2 separate regions of the Homo sapiens genome follow, and region 1 is linked to region 2. Evidence: read pairs that join two places in POLR2A ChIA-PET (ENCODE). Cell type or tissue: K562. All regions are shown on one strand. Links, peaks and the distances in the headings refer to the core of each region. The heading gives the core; the rest is flanking DNA. Region 1 overlaps KLHL35 (kelch like family member 35). Region 2 has its middle 8.4 kb from the start of GDPD5.

Evidence for each region. Peaks named below come from ENCODE experiments on the same cell type or tissue, not always from the same donor. Only the 100,000 strongest peaks of a DNase experiment are listed, where the experiment ranks them.
Region 1: POLR2A ChIA-PET joins it to region 2 with 6 read pairs; 9 of 35 experiments call an interaction of 5 or more read pairs at or near these places.

Annotation. Positions count from the first base shown.
Region 1 is chr11:75,421,515-75,424,425 of GRCh38, reverse strand. It overlaps KLHL35 (kelch like family member 35), which reads left to right. Exons shown (of 7, transcript NM_001039548.3): 6 at 546-734; 7 at 1,658-2,032. The coding sequence ends at 1,846. It also overlaps a transcript of RPS3 not described here. Among named protein-coding and RNA genes, the nearest start is that of KLHL35, 10 kb to the left of the region's middle. In K562, for the core only: no CTCF peak of the experiment used is centred there; a DNase peak (open chromatin) is centred at 1,645.
Region 2 is chr11:75,532,870-75,535,780 of GRCh38, reverse strand. No RefSeq gene overlaps it. Among named protein-coding and RNA genes, the nearest start is that of GDPD5, 8.4 kb to the right of the region's middle. RefSeq lists a cis regulatory region at 371-1,557. In K562, for the core only: a CTCF peak has its summit at 1,044; DNase peaks (open chromatin) are centred at 610 and 1,120; H3K4me3 peaks cover 537 bases.

The DNA.
Region 1 (2,911 bases), core at 213-2,712, 110 kb after region 2:
CACCTCAGCTAGAATCTAATGACCTGAGAGCACCAGGAAAAGAGAAGGGAGTTGACAGTGTATGCAGCTAGGAACACATCCCCGTCGGGGGTCTGCTCTGAGGACCCTCTATAACCCTAAAGCAGACAGTACCTCTCCCAGCTCAGTATGATGTGCTCTATGATTAATCTAACATGAGGCGACTGTGTTCTCCATCAAAGGAGAGACTGTTCCTGTGTGTGTGTGTTGAGGGGTGAGGGGAGGGGGGAACACCAGGGAGACCTTTAAGGATGGGGTGGCATTTGAGCAGGACCTCGAAAGATGAGGAGGCTTTTGACAAAGGGAGTCCAGAGGCAGAGGACAGAACATAGAACTAGATGAAGAGCCCTTGAGGGCAGGGACGGTGGACCTCCCCCTCCCTCCCAGATGCTGGCTCAGGCCTGGTGGACACTGGCAAATGTCGTTTTGAATGAGTGCCCCCGGGGGGAGAGGTGGCAGCATGTGGGCGGTGGGGCATTTGTTGGGGGGGGCGGTGAGTCTTCACCACTGCTGCTCTTGCCCCTCAGGTGCAGTGCTTTGACCCCAAGGAGGACCGGTGGAGCCTGCGGTCACCAGCACCCTTCTCACAGCGGTGTCTCGAGGCTGTCTCCCTTGAGGACACCATCTATGTCATGGGGGGTCTCATGAGCAAAATCTTCACCTATGATCCAGGCACAGATGTGTGGGGGGAGGCAGCTGTCCTCCCCAGCCCTGTGGTAAGTGGAGGCTTCAAGGCAGGAGAGCGGAACCCGCTTCTAAGGCTCTGGATCTTGGAGCTTGTGAATCTTGTGACTCCATCCTAGGTGGTTTTATTATACATCACTCTCTAGCTCATCCTCACAGTGATAGTGAACCATGCATTTCACAGATGAGGAGACTGGCCTTAGAGAGGTTCAGCACCTGGCCCAGGCCAACAACTAGGCCCTGTTAAGGCAGAGCCTAGAACCCTGCAGTCCCAAGTGCTATAGCTTTGAGTGGGGATTTGGTCCAAATGACCCTGTGGTCTCTCCTGCCCCGAAGGCCACTGCTAGTAACCAATCATGAGGTAAGATGTGGGGAAGGGAGTTGCTAAGGTCTGCTCTAGTGATATCAGAGCAGGGAGGCCCAAGTCCTGGAAGCTCTGGCCCCTGCAATTCCCTGCCTCCCCTACCTTCTTCTCCATCCCCTGAAACTCCAGAGACTACACAGATATGGTTGGACTGGAGGTCTCTGCCAGTTCTGACCTTTGGTGACCTTAGAGGTGAGATTTCTGGCTTGAGTCTGAGATTCTAAGATGGCGGCAGTCGAGATTATTGTTATTGGTGTGCTTACCACATTCCAGGCTCTATGTAAAATGCTTTATATGCTTAACTTCCATTAACTGTTAAGGGAACCCTGTGAAGAAGGCACTTTAGTTCTTCTCCCTTTGCCGATGAGGAAACTGAGGTCCAGAGAGGTTAAGTGACTTGCCTAACGCCATTCACTGAATAAGGGTCAAGCTAGAGCTGGAACTCAGGTCCATCCAGTTTCCTGCCTCTCTACAGTCCAGATTGCCTGTTCACAGTCTGTGGGTCAAGGTTCTATTATCTGGCCTGGCCAGGCAGGGACAGAGGAAGCCCCAGGCTGGACCTGATAGTTGTCTTTCTGTTTGTCCACCCAGGAAAGCTGTGGAGTCACTGTGTGTGACGGGAAGGTCCACATCCTTGGCGGGCGGGATGATCGCGGAGAAAGCACCGATAAGGTCTTCACCTTTGACCCCAGCAGTGGGCAGGTGGAGGTCCAGCCATCCCTGCAGCGCTGCACCAGCTCCCACGGCTGTGTCACCATCATCCAGAGCTTGGGCAGGTGATTCAGATTTGGACAGCCTGAGCCAGGAGGCGGAGAGGCAGGCGGAGCTCAGATGCACACTCTGCTCCCTCATGGCACCTCCACGCAAACAGCCCTTAACTTAATGGTCCCTTTTCTTGTATAAATAAAATCTTGTTGGGTCTGTGTTCCAGCTGCAGTCTGCCCTGCCTGGAGATGGAATGTCTAATATTTGCTCCCTGTGTTTACTCTTGATGAAGCACTTTTATACCATTGCAGTCTGTCTGGGCTACTATCACAAAACACCTTAGACTGGGTGATTTATAGACAACAGAAATTTATTTCTCACAGTTCTGAAGGCTGGAAAGTGCCAGATCAGGTGGCCAGCAGATCTGGTGTTTGATGAGGGCTCTCTGCTTCCTAAATAATGTTTTCTTGCTGAGTCTTCACATGGGAGAGGGAGGCCAGGCAACTCCCTCCAACCTCTCCTATAAGGCTCTAATCTCATTCATGAGGGTTCCACCCTCATTCCCTAAGCAATTTAATGCCTTCCCAAAGGCCCCACCTCTTACTACGATCGCTTTGGGTATTGGGTTCTGACACATACATTACCTCATTTACTTTCAAAATAGTAGTGTGGGCATTTTTAAAAACTATAAAATATTTCATGCATAAAAAACACACACTATATATATTAACAGTTAAAGAATAAAATGTCTGCTTCCCACCACTTAGAAAGAGATGGTTACAAACACCTCTGCAGGCTCGCGTCTGTTCCCAAACACATCCTTTCCCACACTCATCCCAGACAAAGTTACTGTCCTTAAATTTGAGATTATCAGGACTCACTGCTAGGAGCTGGAGACAAGCAGCGGGCTCCCCACTCATGGAAGAGGCTGAAACAAAACAAAAACAGTTATGGATCCCTGAACAACTACGGAGTGGAGGCTCACAGCAAACTGCAGGCCCAGGGTGGGGGCACCGTAGCCATGGGCCTCTGAGAAGCCAGTCACCCTGGCTCTGCACCTGAATCTGTCAGGTGTCCAACGTCAATGGGGGCACAAGCCCCTGATGTCATTATAAGCCTGGGGCTCTAGGGGCAGCAACA
Region 2 (2,911 bases), core at 176-2,675:
TACTGAAGGAGCGGCTTTAGGGGGAATCGATGCAGTTTTGGACAGCATAGGAAAACAGCCTGTTGTATAATAAGGGTGACGCTGTGTCCGGAATTGGAGGGTTCTTGGTCTCACTGACTTCAAGAATGAAGCCTCGGACCCTCGCGTTGAGTGTTACAGAAGAGAACCTGGTGTTGGGGGGCAGGGGTGCTGGGGGAAAGAAGAGAACCCGGGAGGAAGCAGTAGATGGCACTTTGAATTTATAAAATTTCATTTGGTAAAGTTAACAAAAATAAAGGGGTCTGTTTTTATTACTGATGTGGCACCCTTCTCTCCCCCACTAAACTGAACACTCCTCAAGGGGAGGGGGCAGGGTCTGATTGCATTTTGCATCTCTAGTGCCAGCCTCAGGTCTGGCATGGACTGGGCCCTCAGCACAGGTTCCTGGAACTGAGTTATTCTAGGAAGCCAGGGTTCCTATCACCACCCCCATGGTACTGGCTGGTTGGGGTATTTCTAATTTTCGGCCCTGAACAGTGCCCATGGGTGCCTCTTAAGCACATGATGAGAGGGGCAGGTGTCTTCTCTCAACTCTCCTCTTCCTTCCCCCTCCCCTGCTGCTCCTGGAGATAAGGAGGCCCCTCTGTTCTGAGAGGGTGTCAGGGCTATGTTTTGAAGGAAACTCTATCAACTTAACTGGTAGCTGTTCCCAACAGTGGAGGGGCTCAAAAAAAAAGAGCGCCAGTAGGGAGGGGACCCACCTGCATGGGTCCTTCAGTGGCCTCACCTTCAGGGGATAAAACCACAGTGTGAAAGTGTAAAAATGTTTAGTACTTACACACCCTGGAGGGCACAACAGAGGTGTCTCTGTCTCTCTCTCACACACGGACACACACACACACACACACACACACACACGTCAGGGAGTGCAGGCAGGAAGAGACAAGACCCATGGGCCACTGCCTATATTGGGTCGAGGGTGTCCAGCTTTCCCTCAGGGAGCTTTAATTGGTAGGTTTAAAGCAAGCAGGCACTAGTTCCAGTTGGTCACACTGTGACTGAGAGGTGGTCACTTCCAGTTGACAAGCTCATGTCTGAATGGTCCGTTTAAAGGAGAGAGCGGGAAGGCCAGGAGCCAGCCTGCTAGGTGGGAGAGAAGCCTCTAAGTTTTATCTCCAGCCACCAGCTGGAGCCATTCGGGTGGGGCATAGTATTGGAAACTGTGTCAAGGGTGACTGAGCCCTGCTTCTGGTATGAGAACGTTAAATTAAAACATGAATGCCAAGTACAGACCCTGCTGGGGAAGTCTGCAAGGTCAAAACTCTTTTCATAATGAGACTAAGGCATCATTTGCCTTTTTTGCTGGGTTGACATTTCCCTGACGGTGCAAAAGCCAACGTGGCGGCCTCCAATGCGATGTACAGGAAGTCATCGCATTTTTCACTGCCACGCCCTCATAGGAAAACACTGCCAACATCGACCAGGAAAGTCTTTGATGCAGCAATAAAAATGATCCCATTCACAATATACTGGTCCTTGAGTATACATCTTTTTAATATTCTGGGAAGCAACATAGAGCACTTCTGCCATATCCGATGCAGCACAATGGTTGTCTCCAGAAAAGCATTTGCACTTGTTTGAACTGTGAGCTTAACTAGTCACTTTTTTTTTTTCATGGAACACCATTTTGACCTGAAAGAAATACTGACAGATAAATTATGCTTATGCAGACTTGAGTCTCTGGCAGACATTTTCTCAAGAATGAATAAAATGAATCTGTCATTTCACAGCAAACTGACAGTATTTATTGCTAATGATGAAACCCAAGCTCAAGTGAAAATTGGAATTTTAGAAACCTTGTGTTCACCACTGTGACCTTGGCAGCTTCCCAATACTTAAAGACTTCTCTGATGAGATCGGTGTTGATATTAACTAATGTGATTTTTAAAACATAGTATACTAATATTTGTCAATATTTGAAAGACCTGCATAACTTGGTGAACCATTTTTTTCCAAACAGCCAGTGCATTAAGTTATAACATCATGCTTGGGCAAAAGATATATCCAAAATGCGAAAGAGTCTAATGTATTTTAATGTAATTGAACATAAAAATTTCATTGATAGGATTTCAGATTTTTTTTTTTTTTTTTGAGACTGAGTGCAGTGGCAGAATCTTGGCTCACTGCAACCTCCGCCTCCCGGGTTCAAGAGATTCTCCTGCCTCAGCCTCCCGAGCAGCTGGGACTACAGGCAGGCGCCACCATGCCCAGCTAATTTTTGTATTTTTAGTAGAGACGGGGTTTCACCATATTGGCCAAGCTGGTCTCGAACTCCTGACCTCGTGATCCACCCACCTCAGCCTCCCAAAGTGCTGGGATTACAGGCATGAGCCACTGCGCCCGGCTAGATTTCAGATTCTAATCACAACTAACCTTCAAAAAAAAAAAACAGCACTTGTCAAGTTTTGGCTAGTATCAAAAAAGAATAGCCAGGCTCAGTAGTTCACACCTGTAATCCCAGCACTTAGGGAAGCTGAGGCAGGAGGATTGCTTGAGGCCAGGAAAAGACCAGCCTGGGCAACATAGTGAGACCCCATCTGTACCAAAAAAAAGAAAAATGAGCTGAGTGTGGTGGTGAGTACCTGTAGTCCTTGCTACTTGGGAGGCTGAGGTGAAAGGATCACTTGAGCCCAAGAGTTTGAGGTTACAGTGAGCTATGATCATGCCACTGCACTCCAGCCTGGCCAACAGAGCAAGATCCTGCCTCTAAAAAATAAAAAAAAGAATAGCCACAATTATTTGAAAGGGCTGTTAACATATCCCTTTTACAACTATGTATTTGCGTAAGCCTGTATTTTCTTCATAAACTTCACTTAAAACAACATATTGCATCAGATTAAATGCAGAAGTGTGTTTGAAAATCCAGCTGTCT